Regions from separate parts of the Homo sapiens genome. Here regions 2 and 3 are each linked to region 1. A link is an interaction called in ENCODE POLR2A ChIA-PET data of the cell type or tissue named here. Cell type or tissue: OCI-LY7. All regions are shown on one strand. Each heading gives the region's core, and the rest is flanking DNA. Links, peaks and the distances in the headings are about the cores only. Region 1 overlaps UBE2E2 (ubiquitin conjugating enzyme E2 E2). Region 2 overlaps NR1D2 (nuclear receptor subfamily 1 group D member 2). Region 3 overlaps UBE2E1 (ubiquitin conjugating enzyme E2 E1).

The links. ChIA-PET counts read pairs that join two places held together with the same protein. Peaks named below come from ENCODE experiments on the same cell type or tissue, not always from the same donor. Only the 100,000 strongest peaks of a DNase experiment are listed, where the experiment ranks them.
Region 2: POLR2A ChIA-PET joins it to region 1 with 7 read pairs; 3 of 35 experiments call an interaction of 5 or more read pairs at or near these places.
Region 3: POLR2A ChIA-PET joins it to region 1 with 6 read pairs; 2 of 35 experiments call an interaction of 5 or more read pairs at or near these places.

What each region holds. Positions count from the first base shown.
Region 1 is chr3:23,291,775-23,298,647 of GRCh38, reverse strand. All of the region lies in intron 3 of UBE2E2 (ubiquitin conjugating enzyme E2 E2), which reads right to left. Among named protein-coding and RNA genes, the nearest start is that of UBE2E2, 92 kb to the right of the region's middle. In OCI-LY7, for the core only: no CTCF peak of the experiment used is centred there; a DNase peak (open chromatin) is centred at 3,677; H3K4me3 peaks cover 542 bases; H3K27ac peaks cover 1,296 bases.
Region 2 is chr3:23,952,130-23,959,002 of GRCh38, reverse strand. NR1D2 (nuclear receptor subfamily 1 group D member 2) reads right to left here. Exons shown (of 8, transcript NM_005126.5): 2 at 4,200-4,466; 3 at 2,878-2,966. Among named protein-coding and RNA genes, the nearest start is that of NR1D2, 10 kb to the right of the region's middle. In OCI-LY7, for the core only: no CTCF peak of the experiment used is centred there; no DNase peak of the experiment used is centred there; H3K4me3 peaks cover 295 bases; H3K27ac peaks cover 462 bases.
Region 3 is chr3:23,838,363-23,845,235 of GRCh38, reverse strand. All of the region lies in intron 3 of UBE2E1 (ubiquitin conjugating enzyme E2 E1), which reads right to left. Among named protein-coding and RNA genes, the nearest start is that of UBE2E1-AS1, 35 kb to the right of the region's middle. In OCI-LY7, for the core only: no CTCF peak of the experiment used is centred there; no DNase peak of the experiment used is centred there.

The DNA.
Region 1 (6,873 bases), core at 700-5,699:
GATCAAGTGGGCTTCATCCCTGGGATGCAAGGCTGGTTCAATATATGCAAATCAATAAACGTAATCCAGCATATAAACAGAACCAAAGACAAAAACCACATGATTATCTCAATAGATGCAGAAAAGGCCTTTGACAAAATTCAACAACTCTTCATGCTAAAAGCTCTCAATAAATTAGGTATTGATGGGACGTATCTCAAAATAATAAGAGCTATCTATGACAAACCTACAGCCAATATCATACTGAATGGGCAAAAACTGGAAGCATTCCCTTTGAAAACTGGCACAAGACAGGGATGCCCTCTCTCACCACTCCTATTCAACATAGTGTTGGAAGTTCTGGCCAGGGCAATTAGGCAGGAGAAGGAAATAAAGGGCATTCAATTAGGAAAAGAGGAAGTCAAATTGTCCCTGTTTGCAGACGACATGATTGTATATCTAGAAAATCCCGCTGTCTCAGCCCAAAATCTCCTCAAGCTGATAAGCAACTTCAGCAAAGTCTCAGGATACAAATTCAATGTACAAAAATCACAAGCATTCTTATACAGCAATAAGAGACAAACAGAGAGCCAAATCATAAGTGAACTCCCATTCACAATTGCTTCAAAGAGAATAAAATATCTAGGAATCCAACTTACAAGGGATGTGAAGGACCTCTTCAAGGAGAACTACAAACCACTGCTCAAGGAAATAAAAGAGGATACAAAGAAATGGAAGAACATTCCATACTCATGGGTAGGAAGAATCAATATCGTGAAAATGGCCATACTGCCCAAGGTAATTTATAGATTCAATGCCATCCCCATCAAGCTACCAATGACTTTTTTCACAGAATTGGAAAAAACTACTTTAAAGTTCATATGGAACCAAAAAAGAGCCCCCATCACCAAGTCAATCCTAAGCCAAAAGAACAAAGCTGGAGGCATCATGCTACCTGACTTCAAACTATACTACAAGGCTACAGTAACCAAAACAGCATGGTACTGGTACCAAAACAGAGATATAGACCAATGGAACAGAACAGAGCCCTCATTGTCTGATCTTTGACAAACCTGACAAAAACAAGCAATGGGGAAAGGATTCCCTATTTAATAAATGGTGCTGGGAAAACTGGCTACCCATAGGTAGAAAGCTGAAACTGCATCCCTTCCTTACACCTTATACAAAAATTAATTCAAGATGGATTAAAGACTTAAACGTTAGACCTAAAACCATAAAAACCCTAGAGGAAAAGCTAGGCAATACCATTCAGGACATAGGCATGGGCAAGGACTTCATGTCTAAAACACCAAAAGCAATGGCAACAAAAGCCAAAATTGACAAATGGGATCTAATTAAACTAAAGAGCTTCTGCACAGCAAAAGAAACTACCATCAGAGTGAACAGGCAACCTACAGAATGGGAGAAAATTTTTGCAACCTACTCATCTGACAAAGGGCTAATATCCAGAATCTACAATGATCTCAAACAAATTTACAAGAAAAAAACAAACAACCCCATCAAAAAGTGGGTGAAGGATATGAACAGACACCTCTCAAAAGAAGACATTTATGCAGCCCAAAAACACATGAAAAAGTGCTCGTCATCACCGGCCATCAGAGAAATGCAAATCAAAACCACAATGAGATACCATCTCACACCAGTTAGAATGGCAATCATTAAAAAGTCAGGAAACAACAGGTGCTGGAGAGGATGTGGAGAAATAGGAAGACTTTTACACTGTTGGTGGGACTGTAAACTAGTTCAACGATTGTGGAAGTCGGTTTGGTGACTCCTCAGGGATCTAGAACTAGAAATACCATTTGACCCAGCCATCCCATTACTGGGTATATACCCAAAGGATTATAAATCATGCTGCTATGAAGACACATGCATACGTATGTTTATTGCGGCACTATTCACAATAGCAAAGACTTGGAACCAACCTAAATGTCCAACAATGACAGACTGGATTAAGAAAATGTGGCACATATACACCATGGAATACTATGCAGCCATAAAAAAGGATGAGTTCATGTCCTTTGCAGGGACATGGATGAAGCTGGAAACCGTAATTCTCAGCAAACTATCGCAAGGACAAAAAACCAAACACCGCATGTTCTCAGTTATAGGTGGGAATTGAACAATGAGAACACATGGGCACAGGAAGGGGAACATCACACACTGGGGCCTGTTGTGGGGTGGGGAGAGGGATAGCATTAGGAGATATACCTAATGGTAAATGACGAGTTAATGGGTGCAGCATACCAGCATGGCACATGTATACATATGTACCAAACCTGCACGTCGTGCACATGTACCCTAAAACTTAACATACAATAATAATAAAATTTAAAAAAAAGAAAAAAGAAACACTAAAGTAGTGAAATATTTTTTTGTGACTGGAAATATAATATGCAAACTAGTGTGAGGCCAGTTAAAAAATAGAGATTTAAAACAATAAGATCATGAGTTTTAGAATGGAAAGCTCCCCGAGCTGAACTGGAAACAGAACTGTCTCCAATTCAAATATCAGCCTACTAAGGGTCAAAGAATTGTGATTTTGTCCAGGTCACCAGCTGAAAACTTACTGAAAGGGAACTAGAATTTAGATCTCTATCTTCTATTTAGAAATGTTTGAAGCTATGAGAGCTATAAGCTCTTCAAGATTCAGAGCAGAGGCCACATATTAGAGGCCTATGGTCATGTTTATTTAGATTTCAATGTTTAAAAAATAGTTTCTAACCATTGTGGCAGGAAAGGGTGGCTTGGGGGACATCTGCTCCAATCCCTCCATCAACCTTTCCCTTCAGGGCACTACCCAACAATATATATACAAATTACCAAATGTGCACTTCCTATGAAAATCCAGCTTTAAGGCAATCCCTAGACTCTTAATAGAAGTGCAAGTGGTGCATATTACAATGTATACAACAAATCCAAAGGCTGTGCAACGTACAAGCTACATAAACCCTGTTCCAACCGGAATACTGCTCCAAACTCCCTCTCGTGTAGGTATTCCCAAACTTCCACTAGCCACCGATATTCGAAATCTGAGATATTTCACATAAAAATCTGGACTTCCCATACTTCTCTTGGCTCACTAGAAGATCTGATTACATTAAACATTTTTTTCCCCACATGATAGTAAGTTGAACTCAAACAGTGGTGTTGTCCCCGTTGGACAGAGATCTGTTCTCTTATTAATTGTGTACCCACCTGGACCATTCATTCCCTTATGTCACTTGCAGCCCTCTTTAGAGGAATCTGCAACCCTAAAACACAGAGAAACATAGCATTAAGGCCTTAATTTTAGAAAATACTTTGAGGCATGAAAAGAAACCAGCAAAGACAGCCAAAAACAAAAATAAAAAAATAAACAAAAAAAGCAAGGATCAGAGAGCAGTGGAGAAAAGTGCAATGCTCCAAAAATCAAGGGAGATAGTTTCAGAGAGCAAGAATGGACACTAGAATTTAGCATGAAGATGTCACTGCCAACCTTTTAAAAAGCAATCTCAGCTGATCTATACTATCCATTCCACTGTGTTTTTGAAAAGGACTAGAGATGGAAAATAGCAATAACAACAGAAGAAGAGATGAACACTAAATGTAAATAGGTTTATCATTTTTAACTGCAAAATTTACACATGTTTAAATGAAAAAGACAAGAGGAAGTAGAGAGAAGTGGTTTTAGACTCAGTTTCAGGTAGCTAAAAATAAATGAAGACCCTGTATTAGGCAGAATGATTGGCTTTAGAAAGTAATTTTAAGGATGAAGACAATAATTACCTGCATCATTATATTTTTGGTCATAACAAATCTGAACAGACTATCTTTAGAGCAAATAATGATAAAATAAAAAGATACAAATAATCTAAAGATACAAAAATATCTAATAAAATAAAGTAATAAAATAATCTAAAGATACAAAATCTTTAAAATATATTATTTATTTTATAATATATTATATAAATATTATATTTAAATAAATATTATATTTATTTAAAATAATAAATAAAATAATCTAAAGATACAAAAATATCTAATAAAATATCTAATAAAATAATCTAATAAAAAAACTAATAAAGATAAAAATCTAAAGATAAAAATAAAAAGATACAAATAATCTAAACGCTGCACTTACTACATAGATGATCAAGATAAATGGAAACAGATGAGCCACGTCTTGATTATCTTTTCATTTCTGGTAGAATAAGATTGTAATCAAGGAAGGTAAAACATCACACCAACTGGAAATCAGGTTTTCCCAGCAAGAAAACTAATGTCAAATAACCTCCTCTTATAAAACTAACTGACCATATATACAAGATACATTAGGAAAAAGCATATAATAAATATTAGTGTTTTTCCTAGTTTAACTGCACATACTGATTTATTATTATGGCTAGGTGAGAATTGCTTTTTATCTATCTTTGTTATGAATAACGTTAAAGTTCTGCCAAGGTTATTTAAATATTTTCTTCTAGAATTATCTAGCTGAAAATGCTTCACTCAGAAATCAGATAACTACACAATTATTCTTGCGGAATTAGTTTCTTAACATTTTTATTCAGTGTCCTAGTAAATTATTCAAGGTAAACAAAACATGTTTCTTTTTTATAGTTAGGAGCATCCTCATTGCCTAAGAACTATTTCTCAATTCAAAAGAAACAGTACTGTATGACTTCTAAAGTTGAATGTATTATATTTATTTTAAAGAGACAAAGAGCTCGCTATGCTGTGCAGGTTGGACTTAAACTCCTGGGCTTGAGGAATCCTCTCGACTCAGCCTCCCAAAAAGCTGGGAATACTGGTGCACACCAATGCACCTGGCTAAAGCTGAATTTAAAAAACAAAGTTTATGCCAGAGAATAAGAAAAATGAAAGTATATCTCCTACCTTACTTTTAAATAAAATTAAAAAAGATGGTTCTAAAGACGAAATAAATGGAGAAGAGCCTGCTATGACAGTTATTAGTCTTACTCTAGAGGAAAGATACATATTATGATTTTAATAATAGCTCATTCAATCTTTTTCTAATAAGCCATAGGGAGAATAATCATAGAGAATTAATTCTTATACTTCAGTGAATTCCCCATTAAGGTCTCCATAACATAACTAGAACCAATGTTTGCTCTCATTTTTTTAACGTAAGACCGTATTATCTCATAAAACTATGAAGTTGGGCTACACACATTAAACAACTATTTACTGAATGCCTACTATATGCCAGACACAATATTATGCATTTGAGATATAGTGTTAGACAAAATGAATTTGATCTCAACTCCTTCATGTTAGTGGCTTTGGCAAGTCCTAAATGAAGTTCACTATGAAAGGACCTTTAGGGTAATGGTTTTCACATGTATTAAATGTAAGAATCACCTGGGAAGTTCGCCAAACACAGAAAGACTGAAACAGAATTGGGGTAGGGGTATAACTTTTTACTTAATCTGTTGCTGTCCACACAACGACTAACGTTAGGATGATATTGATGAAGCAGCTGAGTGCTTATTATGTGACTGGCACTGTGCCAAATATTTAATAATCACAACCACCACCACAAAAAGGATACATAATTATCCTGATTTTTTTGAGACGGAGTTTCGCTCTTGTTGCCCAGGCTGGAGTGCAATGGTGCAATCTTGGCTCACTGCAATCTCCACCTCCCAGGTTCAAGCGATTCTCCTGCCTCAGCCTCTCAAGTAGCTGGGATTACAGGCATGTGTCACCACGTACGGCTAATTTTGTATTTTTAGTAGAGACGGGGTTTCACCATGTTGGTCAGGCTGGTCTCAAACCCCTGACCCCAGGTGATCCACCCACCTCAGCCTCCCAAAGTGCTGGGATTACAGGAGTGAGCCACTGTGCCCAGCCAATTATCCTGATTTTAACTGCGAACAAAAAGAGGCACAAACAGGTTACATAACCTTGTAAAAGATATGTAATGGCCACACAGGCATTAAGTGGCAGAGCCAAGGCTGTCTAGTTCAAGCTCTTCACCACTAGGCTACTCTAGCCAGTAGCAGGTTATTTCAAAGGCTGGAGGGCTCCCAGGAGGAGGTGAATTTTAATGAAGTACTGAGAATTGTTGCTAACTATTTATGAGGCACCTAGGAGACAAGTGAGTGGGGCTCTGAGAGGTACAGTGATCTAGGCTAGTAGAGAGAGCAAGCCTTGGGCCCTATGTAGTGTCACTGGCTTCAAGAATGGCCCACAAACTAATTTCTTAACTTCTTCCTCTGAAAAAAAAATAAGGTCAGGAATAAAAGTAGCATGGGCATGTATGTCTGCAGAAAGGTACATAACGAATATACCTCTCATATACCACCAATACTGTTTTAAAGACGACATTTTAACACCAAAAATAATGAATATAGAGTTGTCCCTTAAGCTGGATGAGGTGGCTCATGCCTGTAATCCCAGAACTTTGGGAGACTGACACAAGAAGACTGCTTGAGCCGAGGAGTTTGAGCAGCCTAGGCAACACGGCAAAACCCCATCCCTACTAAAAATACAAAAATTATCTGGGCCTGTAATCTCAGCACTTTGGGAGGCCAAGGTGAGCGAATCACGAGGTCAGGAGATCAAGACCATCCTGGTTAACACGGTGAAACCCCGTCTCTACTAAAAATACAAAAAATTAGCCGGGTGCGGTGGCGGGCGCCTGTAGTCCCAGCTACTCGGGAGGCTGAGGCAGGAGAATGGCATGAACCCAGGAGGTGGAGCCTGCAGTGAGCCGAGATCGTGCCACTGCACTCTGGCCTGGGCCAAAGAGCGAGACTCTGTCTCAAAAAAAAAAAAAAAAAAAAAAAAAAATTAGCCGGGCATGGTGGCACACATCTGTAATTCCAGTTACTCAGAAGGCTGAGGTGAGAGAATTGCTTGAACCCA
Region 2 (6,873 bases), core at 989-5,988, 660 kb before region 1:
AAGCCACCACCACTCCGGACCTGATTTTTTGTTTGTTTGTTTGCTTGCTTTCTTGAGACAGACTCTTGCTCTGTAGCCCGGGCTGGAGTGCAGTGGTGCGATCTCAGCTCACTGCAACCTCCACCTCCCAGATTCAAGGGATTCTCCTGCCTCAGCCTCCCCAGTAGCTGGGATTACAGGCACGTGCCACCATACCTGGCTAATTTTTTGTATTTTTAGTAGAGACAGGGTTTCACCATGTTGGCCAGGCTGGTTTTGAACTCCTGACCTCAACTGATCCGCCCACCTTGGCCTCCCAAAGTGCTAGGATTACAGGCACGAGCCACCATGTCCAGGCTTTTTTTTTTTTTTTTTTTTTTTAAAGAGACAGGGTCTTGCTCTGTCACCCAGGCTGGAGTACAATGACGTAATAATAGCTCACCGCAACTTCGAACTCCCGGGCTCAAGCAATCCTTCTGCCTCAGCCTCCCAAGAGCTGGGACTACAGACATGTGCTACCACATCCAGCTTTTTTATTTTTTGTAGAGGTAGGGTCTCCCTATGTTGCCCAGGTGGGTCTCACACTCCACCTCAAGCAATCCTACAGCTTCAGCCTCCCAAAGAGCTAGAATTACAGGCCTGAGCCACTGCACCCAGCCTAAATGACTACTTCTTAAAAAGTGGACTGAGAAATATGTTTGATAGCTATAATCCCCTCACTAGATTGTGGATTACATTAACAGAAGTTGGTCTTTCCAGGATCATTACCTGCTGACAATGGCAAGGCCTACTTATACATGACAGAAATCACTGACTACGTGCCAGCAACAGGTAAGTGTTACACCACACACCAACAGAGTAGCTAACTATCCAAGGAAAGACAGTTCCCAACTAGATGGCTACAAACAGCTGCCTTTACTCCACACACAAACAATTCCAGTACATGTTCTGTGATAGGTCTCCAAAGATCTCCAGTTTCATGGTACCAGGGAGGACAGAAAACTCAAGAATGCAATTACTGAAATTATTTTAAACTGCATTTTCCTTTTATATGACAACTAAACACATTTCCCGAATCTATACTAAGTAGTCATGGGACACAACATTTTTATATTTTATTATTGTGATACTATACACTTGACTTAGATACTACAAGAGCTGAACTAGACATTTTAAGAGTACTGCACAGATGTGTATTTATCAAGAATATGCAATCAGCTCATTCAGTTTGTGCTTTTATTTTCTAGCTATAAAGTAAGAATAATGCCTTCCCCAATATTACTTCACTTTTTTTTTTTTTGAGACGGAATCTGGCTCTGTCGCCCAGGCTTGGAGTGCAGTGGTGCAATCTCAGCTCACTGCAAGCTCCGCCTCCCGGGTTCACGCCATTCTCCTGCCTCAGCCTCCCGAGTAGCTGGGACTACAGGCGCCCACCACTACGTCCGGCTAATTTTTTTTTTTTTGTATTTTTAGTAGAGACAGGGTTTCACTATGTTAGCCAGGATGGTCTCGATCTCCTGACCTCGTGATCCGCCCGCCTCGGCCTCCCAAAGTGCTGGGATTACAGGCGTGAGCCACCGCACCTGGCCTATTACTTCACATTTTTGTAAAAAAAAAAAAAAAAAAAAAAAAAGATATATAGAGAAGGAGAATCTTTTTTAAACAATGAAAAAAATGCTACATCTATAAAAAATACTGACTTGTCTTACAAAGTTACCCGGCCATTAAAAGTTAGCAAACTTGGCAGGGCGCGTGGCTCACGCCTGTAATCCCAGCACTTTGCGAAGCCGAGGCGGGCAGATCACCTGAGGTTAGGAGTTCAAGACCAGCCTGGCCAATGTGATGAAACCCCGAATCTACTAAAAATACAAAAATTAGCCTGGAGTGGTGGCGTGTGCCTGTAATCCCAGCTACTCGGGAGGCTGAGACAGGAGAATCACTTGAACCCAGGAGGCAGAGGTTGCAGTGAACCAAGATCACACCACTGCACTTCAGCCTGGGAAATAAGAGCAAAACTCCATCTAAAAAAAAAAAAACTGGCAAACTCGCAATTCATTCAGAGCCACACTTGAAAATATTTCCTCTCCCATCATGTATATTCATTATCTTGTTTACCCATCATATCTCGCCAAACTAGATTCTTGCTTGTGGCCTCAAGTCAGAGAACAGCAAGAACATGTGTCTTCATCACGTTAATTTTTGATACTCAGGAGAAAAGATTGTGCCAAGTTTTTTAAAAAGAGAGAAAGATTCCCTGTATATAGGTAGGGAGGTAGAGACCATCTCACTTGGAATTATTTGACCAATACTCTAATAGCAATAACTAGAAAATAGTCAACTAAACTTACAAATAAACTAGCTTTCCCAAGGGCTCAACTTATATTCAGGATTATTTTACTCACTTGGCATTATTTTTTAAGATACCACATTTTTTTCAAGTATGTAGCAATTATTCCCAGCTCCCAGTACCTGACGTGTCATTAAGTCAAAGTATATGATGAGATCCTAATTCAAAGTTTGGTTTAAACTAAGTTCCCACAAGGCAGAAGTAGTGCCTTCTCTGTTTTGTTCCTTGTTATTTCACTACCACCTAGAACTGTGCTTGACACATTAATGAATGAGCATTTGGTGCACTTGGTTTAACACAATAAGTATGTTTAATTGAGATAGCAAATTTACTTTGTTCAAAATCTTAAAGAAAAAAGAAATACTTTCACTGAATTAAGAATATTATTCAAAACAAGTTATGCTTATACACTACATAAAATGCTTAAAACTTAAAAAGAGCAGCTGACTTCTCACTGTCTCTCAGACTATCAATTGCACAAATGGGTAAATCTAAACCCAACTTCTTAAATCCCAGAATCAGTAGCTTAAAGAAACAAAAGCATGCTTTACCTTACAGCCTTCGCAAGCATGAACTCCATAGTGGAATCCTGACGCCACATCCCCACAGACTTTACACAGTAGAACCATGCCACTAAATTCTAGGACACAAAAGGACACGAAGTAAAAAGTAGGAGGAAACACCGAGTCTGTTTTCTTTCCAATTAGATATTTTATTTCATTCAACGTGTAAGAGCTTTTAGAAGATACACATCTACTTTCATAATGTAAAAGAAAAATATTTTCAAATCAAAAGTAATCACAATCATAATTTTCTTACGGTGTTTTTTTTTTGTTTTGCTTTGTTTTGTTTTAAAGATAGAGTCTCCCTCTGTCGCCCAGGCTGGAACGCAGTGGCGTGATCTCAGCTCATTGCAACCTCCACACTTCCCAGGTTCATGTGATTCTCATGCCTCAGCCTCCCAAGTAGCTGGGACTACTACAGGCATGCACCACCACACCCAGCTAATTTTTGTATTTTTAGTAGAGATGGGGTTTTGCCATGTTGCCCAGGCTGGTCTTGAACTCCTGGACTCCGCCCCACTCAGCCTCCAAAAATATTGGGATTACAGGTGTGAGCCACCACACCCAGCCATAATTTTCTTTTAAATACAACTTATGGCACTGACAAAAATACCTCGCTGACCCGGATTTTTCCTTTCCTGATTTTAGAATTACACTGAAATTTTGTAAATTTATTTTTTTTCCAGACCTGTCAGCAGGAAATAAGAAATTTTGTAAATTTAGAGTTACTTTATACCAGATATGCAACCAGAACTAAGAAAACAATTCTCTGGATAACAATTAAGAATTCAGACAGAGAAGTCAATCAATAAAAGGTGGAAAGGGATATCTCTCCACAGGCAGCTGTGTCAATTTACTTCACCTACAGAGGCCAGATAGGTCCAAATCCCCCTACTCATTTGGTTATCCCAATCCAACATTTCCTCATCCCAAATATTCCCAAATCCAGTTTCACTAACGTAACCCCTTCCCACAATGAGCAAGTACTCTGTTCTAGAAACAAGACTTAGTTCTAGTAGTTCAGAAGAAAAGTAACTGTGAAATGTAGTAAAAGAGGGTACCCTAGAGGGACCAGGGTCAGGCAGAGTACATAATCACATGTCTTGCTCTGAGGCAAGAATTAATGACAGCCCCTAGGTTATAACTTCTATCATCATCACTGATTTCTTCCCTAACTACTGATGTATGATTACCCAGCAAGGAGTGAAAACTGTACCCAGAAACATAATGGCCACCTAAATGAAAAGCTGATAAAATAAGCCCCATTTGCAATTAATGGCAGCAATCTTTAGAAAACCAAAGTAACTTACTTGTCACACCACTATGACTTTTTGTCATCCCAGGTGCACTCGATTTGCTTGTTTTCATAGAACAATCTATTCGATCATTCTTCAAGATGCCTTCAATATTGGCGAGATCACCATTCTTGGGATTACCATTGGTATCAGAATTAGAGCTATTTGGAGAAGATGGAACAGAAGAGGAGGAGGACTGGAAACTATTCTCAGAACCCTCACTGTGACAAGAGGCAGGGCTTGAGGCTGAGCTGGAAGAACTGATATAGGCAATCACACCTCCTAGAAAATAGGAGGAAAATCACATAATTAGATACAAGATAATACGTATTTTTTATTTTTGCAAATCTCAACAGTAAAGCCATTAACTTTAGAAACAGGATACTGATATGAAATGTTTGCTTACACCAAAAGCAAAAAATAAAGTATTTCCTTATTTCCCATTATTCGTCCTGCTTCCGCAAAGTTCAAAGCACATGTAACTCCCACTGATTTAAAAAGGGAGATAGGCCCGGCACACTGGCTCATGCCTGTAATCATAGTACTTTGGGGGCTGAGGTGGGAGGATTGTCGCTTGAGCCTAGGAATTTGAGACCAGCCTGGGCAACATAAGGTAATGCTGTTTCTACAAAAAAATTTAAAAACTTGCTGCATGTGGTTTGCACCCAGCACCTCTAGTAGTGCCAGCTATTCAGAAGGCTAAAGCGAGAGGATCACTTGAGCCCAGGAGTTCAAGGCTGTAGTGAGCCATGATCATGCTACTGCACTCTAGCCTGGAGACAGAGCAGGACCCCATCTCAAAGAAAGAAAAAATTAAGTGAGAAGGATTTCACTGGCTTGGATATTCTGAGCACATGGAGATCCTCACACCTAAAGCTTTTCATTTTCCAGTATTTTCCTAAAAGGACTAAAAAATGCTCCTAAGTAACTTCATTGCTCAAACAAACTGGCCATGAAGAAATCTGGTTCTGGTCTCTTCTTTGCCTCCTGTTATAGTTATCTGACACAATCCTAGAAACAATGAATTTATCATTTGCCTCCCCCAACACTTGGCTAGAAGCACAGGTTAATCCAGAACAGATGTAACATTTAGAATGGTAGATAAGGTAAATTATCTCAAAACAGGGATCGTTTCACAGCCCTTGCTCCCACACCTTTCTGTTTTGGTGTTCCCAGAAGACATATGTGGCTATCCACTAACCAATCCCCAGTTCAATACTCTCCCTTCTCTACCCCATTCTGCCATTCATCTCTAAGCAGCTCTTAAGAAATCCAGACTCACTACTTGTTCTTCTGACTCGCTCTTTATAGGTGTTAAAGATGCTAGAAGAATGCATGCTATACCAGAATAACAGTAAGGCTGAAGCTAATTCCCTCTACACAGAGCTATTGTCAAAATGTGATTCCCAATTTTATATAACCGCCACAACCCTTCTGAAAACTGGCATTTTTTTTTTTTTTTTTTTTTTTTTTTTTGAGACAGAGTCTCACTCTGTCACCCAGGCCGGAGTGCAGTGTCACAATCTCGACTTACAGCAACCTCCACCTCCTGGGTCCAAGCAATTTTCCTGTCTCAGCCTCCTGAATAGCTGGGACTACAGTCACATGCCACCACCCCCAGCCAATTTTTGTATTTTTTTTTTTAGTAGAGATGGGGTTTCACCATGTTGGTCAGACTGGTCTCGAACTCCTGACCTCAGGTGATCCACCCACCTTGGCCTCCCAGTGCTGGGATTACAGGTGTGAGCCACCGCACCGGGCCTATCAATCATTTTTAAACAAAAATCCACAAAGCAAAATGCTGAGGCCAAAACAATCCCAAAAAGACAGACATTGCCGTCTTTAGGCAAGAAAAAAAAAAACAGGCAGAGAAATTTAGAGTCACTTTTAGTCTGTCATGTAGTAGATATCAGATGTGTTTTTAAGCACCAATTATATATATTGAGGCTAAGAAACAAACCCTCTGAGGAGGAAAGCACAACCACAACTCTCAAGGGGTTTGAGTGCAACCCAGAAGGGAAGATAAAACAGGTGCCTACTATGCCAAGAAACACACAATGTTTTTCATCAGACACGATTTTTTTTTTTTTTTTGAGATGGAGTCTCACTCTGTTGTCCAGGCTGGAGTGCAGTGGCACAACCTCAGCTCACTGCAACCTCCGCCTCCCGGGTTCATGCGATTCTCCTCCTTCAGCCTCCTGAATAGCTGGGAATACAGGCGCCCGCCACCACGCCTGGTTAATTTTTGTTTTTGGTTTTTGTTTTTTTTTTAGTAGAGACAGGGTTTCACCATGTTGCCCAGGCTGGTCACGAACTTCCGACCTCAGATGATCCGCCCGCCTCCACCTCCCAAAGTGCTGAGATTACAGGTGTGAGCCACCGTGCCCAGCCCAGACACAAATTTAACATACATAAATTCAACTATATGCACTTGATTTTTAAGACAAAAATATCACTAACGTAGACAATTCCATCCACTGTTTTATTCATGAAGCCTATGCCTGGACTCGATCATGAGGTGAGAGGTGCAAATCTGCTCTTCCCAGTTAAACCCACTGTCCATATGCTCTCTTGCTATGTGCATCTCACCTTAATTAATCCTGCAATTAATATTTTTCCTGCAACATGGTCCCTAACTACAAACCAACCATCTCAAAGTGTGGGCCCTGGACTAGGGGCATCAGTATCA
Region 3 (6,873 bases), core at 1,277-6,276, 550 kb before region 1:
AGAAGAAAATTTTAATTTCACATAAAATTTGCTTTAGTTTATTGTCAAGATTTGTGATTTTGAAGCTACACTTAGGAAATCCTTCCTGGCCTGTGGGTCGCATTTTCTTTCTTCATTGTATAGTTTTAAAATTTCACATGTGAGCTTTTAATCTACCTAGTCTACCTTCATATATGGTATTAAGTAGGAATCCGGTTTTATTTACCTCCTTGTGGTGAGTCAATTTCCCTATACCATCTATGAACAATCCCATCTTGTCCTCAGTGTTTGGTGCTGCCATAAATTATATATTATATATTAAAATCCTACATATACACATGTCCATCTCTGGGTGCTCCAAGTCAGCTTCATTGGTCTGTTTACCTTACCACAGGGCTACGGTAATAAATACAGTGTAGTATTATTGGAGCACGTCTTCATATCTGGGAGAGCAACAACCCATCTCCCACGCATAACACCTAAGACTGACCTACATGTTCATGAACATATTCTCCATATGTAAGTGTAGAGTATGATTGGCAAAAATTAGAAAATCAGAACGCACCTAAGAGGACACAGGAATTCTCATGCTCTGCTACTGGTGGGCATGGAGATGAGTACAGCCATTCTGGGGAACAATCTGGTACAACTTAAGTCAAATCAAATTTAAGTAAGCCCTATGATCCCCTTGCAGTTCTGCTTAATTCTTACAGAGGTCCAAAAAAGATTACGGACCAGAATGTTCACTGTTAGTGGGGATGGAGAGCTGGAAACGATCTGGTCTTCTATAAGATAAAATGAGTATACCCCTTGGAATACTATGTGGCTGTTCAACGCAATGAATTAGATGCTTGCATAGCAACAGGGAGAGAGCTTAAAACATTGTGCTTAGAAAAATGTAAGAAAGAATTAGGCATCATTTATGTAAGTTAAAAATACAAACACTAAATACATTTTACAAGAACACAAACAATATAGTGAAAGGCATTAGAATGGGTGCTTTTGGGGCAGAAGTAGAAAATGAGGATAAAATAGAATAAAATAAACAAGCAGGAAAGAGGAGAAAAAGGAATCAACCTTTACTGGGGGAAGGGGAGGGCTCACAAACACTAGGCTAGCTAGCTGTAGCCTGCGCCTTAGAGACTACTCACAAACCCCACCCACATGGCTCTCCCACAAATTATTTTTACATACTCCCATTTTACATATGAGTTGCCTTCATTAAAGGAGCCCTAAGAGCATAAAAAATTACACATGGTGGAAGAAATATCAAGAAGATATCGTTAAGTCAGTACAACTGCAGGATAAAGATGGCAATATCTGTAACTCGGGCAACCAGAAAAAAATACATTAAAGAGATAAAAATATAAAAACACAGGAAAAGCATTTGGGTGAAAGAAGAATTAAGTTTTAAGTTTTGGACACAGTTTGTTGTTAATTTTCACTGTTTGGCTGAAAATACTGACTCCAGAAGGCAGTCAAGAATAGCTAGAATACATCTGAGGGTCATTTGGATTGTCATTGTCCAAACTGCCACACAGTTGTTAAAGATGACACTGGTATGGAAGATGCTTGTGAAGCTAATGATGTGGGATGCTCTGGGGGAGTTGGAAGGGTGCTGGTTCAAAACAAAACAACCAATAGGAAGCAGGGGAGAAATGACTGTGGAAGGTGAGAGTGGAGTAGGCAAATTATTATAGATCTCATTTATTGAAAGTTGATTATGTGTAACATAAGCTAAATACTTAATTGTGTGTTCAAATGCCACTATATTCTAACAGCAGTAGGTGCCAAAGACTTAAGACATTTATGCAGCAAGCAAACTCAGAACTGAGAAAATCTATATTATCATTATGTGAATGGTGTGCCACAGTTGTGCAACTCAATGGTCCTGACTCATAAAACATTGTGCACAGTTCCGAATGTCAACAAATATTTAACACATATTATATGCTAAGCAATATGTTAGGAACTGTATGTCCTGCAGTCAACAAGACTGGCATTAACCTCGATTATACAAACTAAGTCCAGGTATTATGGTAACCTAATGGTCTTGCCTCTGTCCCTGTCACTACTCTCAACAAAACTTAGTCTGGGGGGACAGATGGCTTCCCAAAGAAAGTCCATTTTAATCTGAAAAAAATTGTCCTTGAACTATGCTCCTGCTAAAAAAAAAAAAAGCTTTAAGCCAAATAATCATACTATATACTACTATAATATATATTTTTATATGTAACTGTAACATATATAGTATATATGCTATGCCACAGTATAATAGCACATGGGATATTTTATGGTATAAAGTTATACCATAACTACCATAATCATGCTACTATAGGGTTCTTTATTCAAATAAAACAAGCCCTTGCCCTCAGAGGTTATAGTTAGATTACAGAGATATGGAAAATTTGATCTTTTGAACATCTATTCCAGAAGACTCAAAGTTATTATTGTTTATTCCATTTACTGTTGTACAATTAGAAATCTTTATTCCCTCAAAAAGTATAAAAACTTATGTGTGACTTCAAAAACCAAAATTAAAATTTTTAAAAACCGAATAGCGCACTTGTAATTTGTGATAATGAGATTTTACGTCACAAAAAATGCTGTTCAGTGTTGACACAGAGGTATGAGACTCCGACTTATTTCCTCAAGCTATGAATTCAGCTTACATAACAAAAGGAGGCCTTGAAATATCTTGCCTTATTATCTCACTTAGGATGACAAAGTTTAGTGATATTTATAGCAAATGATAATAAAATAAAAAGGTATATTCTTCAAAGAAAAACGAACAACAGGCCGGGCAACATGGCACGACTCCGTCTCCACAAAAAAATAGAAAAATTAGCTGGGAATCGTGGCATGTGCCTGTCATCCCAGCTACTCAGGAGGCGAGGTGGGAGGACTGCCTGAGCCCATGAGGTTGAGGCTGCAGTGAGTCGTGACTGCACCACTGCATCCCAGCCTAGGCGACGAATTGAGACCCTGTCGCCAACAACAACAACACCACACACACACACACACACACACACACACACACACACACACACACACACACCCCTTCACTTACTGGGTCATGACATAGTTCAATCTTTCTTCTTACCTGATCCTAACATCTGAGATTCCACTGCCCATTATAGTCAAACCAAAAGTTACACCACATTTACTTTCACCTAGTTACAATAAAGGTTTTAAGGTAAATGCATTTTCTGATTCAGTGTAACAATCACTAGGATAATCAAAGTACTAAATCATGTACCTCAAGTTTTTTGTAAAAGATTATCCCATTTTGCCCTCTAACAGCAGTCAGCCACTCAACACTCACCTAGAATACCTTCATCTCTCTCCTAATAGAACTCTAAACCATCTACCCCCAAACATACGTCCACAAAACAAAAAGATCTAGGAGAGTCATATAAAAACTGTGACTGTCAGCTGCATGTGACTTTTTCACTCACCAACCCATTGGATTTCAAATTTCTGTGTCAGAATAATACAGTACAATACTGAATTCAAAGGTAATAGTCATGTGGGATTGTTTTTGTTTTGGTTAATGGTGGCTACAAATGTGGCTCCAGAATCCTAGAACTGTGAATGGCATGATACATGAAAAAGTATGAGAGATGAATGCATGATATTTATATTTTCTCCCTATTAGACAGAAAACATTTTATCTGCAAATCCAACAGAATTCATGGAAAGTAGAAATGCAATCTCTAACAATGCGGCCATTACAAGTCCAACTCTAATCAACACATATAATATAAATATTCTTGTGGTATGGCTTGACCTTTAATCGTATTAGAATTAATACGTGCTCAAAGCACATCTAATTCTGAGTAAGAAGAGTAGAGAGACAGAAAAAAATCAATCATCTATTCTTAAAAAAAAAACCCTAAAACAATTAAAAATTCTAATGACACAGTTCAGCTGATATGGCCAGAAACAGTATCAGTCTCTAAATGCCAAGATGAATTTTAAATAAAATCTAACTCTTACCCATTTATAGCAGATAAAATTGAAACATAGCCATTTAAGACGAGCTTAATTTTTTTCCTCGCTCATGATGTAAAGAATCCAATAACTCTTTATATCTTTTCAATCTTTTCAAACAGTTCACCCGCATCTCTAAAAGTAAATAATATCATTATAGATGTATAAAAGCTGAAACAGCATGAAAGTATTGTTTTCTAACGACTAATCTTTATTTACAAAAAGTATCATGGGCTGTAAAGTCACTTCAGCTTCTAACCAAGATGGTATATCAGATACTAAATCTGCCCTACCACTTAAACAACAAAAAAACTGACAAAATATATAAAACAGCAGTTTCCATACACTGGACATCAGGTAGTGCAAGGCAGTGATCTCTGAGAAAGGAAAACTAAATATATTGAGACCTACAATCGCCTGTGGTGCAGGAAGGAATAACCTAAGTGGTCAGAGTTCACAAGTACCAGAGCTGCACAGAGACAGAACTCCGGAGATCTGTAGAGGGTCCCGTCAAGTATTTACCTAAGCATGAATTAGCACATGCATGAGAGGACACTACGCAATGCCAGGGAAAGAATCACCAGAGAACAGAGAGAACACTCCCCAGAGCTCGCACAGGGCTGAGAATAGTTTGCATTGCCATTAGTCAGAAAGAAAAAGACCCTGGTAACTTATGGGCCATCCAGCAGAATACTCAGAATGGTGATGCCTCAGTGAATGGTAAAAATTAGCCTTAATAGCTGTTCTGGTCACTCTCAAAAGCAGGCTTCAAAAGGAGGCCTTAAAAGCTTAAAAGCAGGCCTCAAAAGGATCAGACTAAGTTCCAACTTAACTGCACCTTACGACAAAGCTCAAGAATATTTTTAAGAATACAAAAAGGCAGCACTCAAAAAGGCAAAATTCACAATGTTTGGTATCCAACAAAAAATTATCACGCATGTGCAGGGGCTTGAAAATATAAGGTAAAAAACCAATCAATAGAAACTGATCCAGAAATGACCCAGATAATGAAATTAGTGGACAAAAAGACAGTAAACGCTTGTTATAACTGTAATCATAAATTTAAAATGATAAATACCTGACCATGGTAAGTGGACTCATAGAAATTATAAAAAGATCCAAATCAAACTTCCAGATATGAAGAAATACAACAACTGAGATTAAACATATACTGAAATTAACAGCATGTTAGACTATGCAAAGGAAAAATAAGAAACTTGAAGTCAGCCATAAAAATTATTCAAATGAAACACAGAAAACAAACTTTCTTTCCAAATATGATGAAACTATAAGCTCATAGAGCCAAGAAACTGAACAAACACCAAGCACAAGAAATACAAAAAATAAAAAAACTACATCAAAAGGTATATCATAATCTAACTGTGTAAAACCAGTGATAAAGAGTAATTCTTAAAAGTAGCCAGACAAAAAGATGACACATTATATGGAGAAACAAACTAAGGATTACAGAGTTCTCACTGGAAACAATGCAAGTCAGAAGACAGTTACATAGCATCTTTAAGTAAAAAACAAAACTGTCAGCCTAAAATCCTATATCCAACAGGAACATTTCCAAAAAAAAAGACAAAGATTTTTTTCAGACATAATAAAACAAAGAATTTGTCACCAGCAGACCTGACTGCAAGAAATGTTAAAGGAAGTCTCTCAGGCAGAAGGAGATGTCAGTGAGTGAATATCTGAAACTATACAAAGAAAAAAAGAACACCAGAAATGGTAATAAATGTGTGGAAAATATAAAATTTTAAATTATTATTATTATTATTATTATTTTCTTTTTTTGAGACAGACTCTCTCTCTGTTGCCAAGGCTGGAGTACAGTGGAGTGATCTTGGCTCACTGCAACCTCTGCCTCTTGGGTTCAAGTGATTCTCCTACCTCAGCCTCCCAAGTAGCTGAGACTACATGCGCATGTCACCATGCCCGGCTAATTTTTTTGTATTTTTAGTAGAGACAGGGTTTCACCGTGTTAGCCAGGATGGTCTCGATCTCCTGACCTCGTGATCCACCCGCCTCAGCCTCCCAAAGTGCTGGGATTACAGGCATGAGCCACCGCACCCGGCTAAATTATTTTTTAAATCTCTTAAAAGATAATGTTTAAAGCAAAAATAGTAACAATATATTTTGGGGTTTATAACATGCAGAATAAAATATATGACAATAACAGCACTAATGCTGGGAGAGGGATTGTTGAGGGGTCGCTGTGGGTGAAGGGGTATAATTATCACGTGAACGTAGTCTGTGATAAGCTAAAGATGTATTCTATAAAGATGTATTCTAAAGCAACCACTAAAAAACAAACAAAAAAAGTTATAGCTGGTAATACAGAAGAGAAATTAATTAATATAGTATCATTAAAAAAAAAAAAACTCAACCCAAAAGCAAGCATGAAAAAAGGAAATACAAATAGGATAAATTGAAAATTAATTTAAATCTAATTATATCAGGCCTGGCACGGTAGTGGCTCACACCTGTAATCCCGGCACTCTGGGAGGCCGAGGCAGGCAGATCCCTTCAGCTCAGGAGTTTGCGAACAGCCTGGCCAACATGGTGAAACTCCATTTCTACTAAAAATACAAAATTTAGCCAGGAGTGCTGGTGCATGCCTGTAATCCCAGCTACTTAGGAGGCTGAGGCAGGAGAAATCTCCTGAACCCTGCAGGGCGGAGGTTGCAGTGAGCTGAGATCAGGCCACTGCACTCCGGCCTGGGTGACAGGGTAAGACTCCATCTCAAAAAATAAAAATAAATAAATAAATCCAATCATGTCAACAATAACATTAAATGTTAATGGTCTAACCATTCCAATTTAAAAGCAAAGATTGTCAGATTGGAAAAACAAGCAAGTCCCAATTATATGCTGTTTAAAAGAAACCGCTAGTCC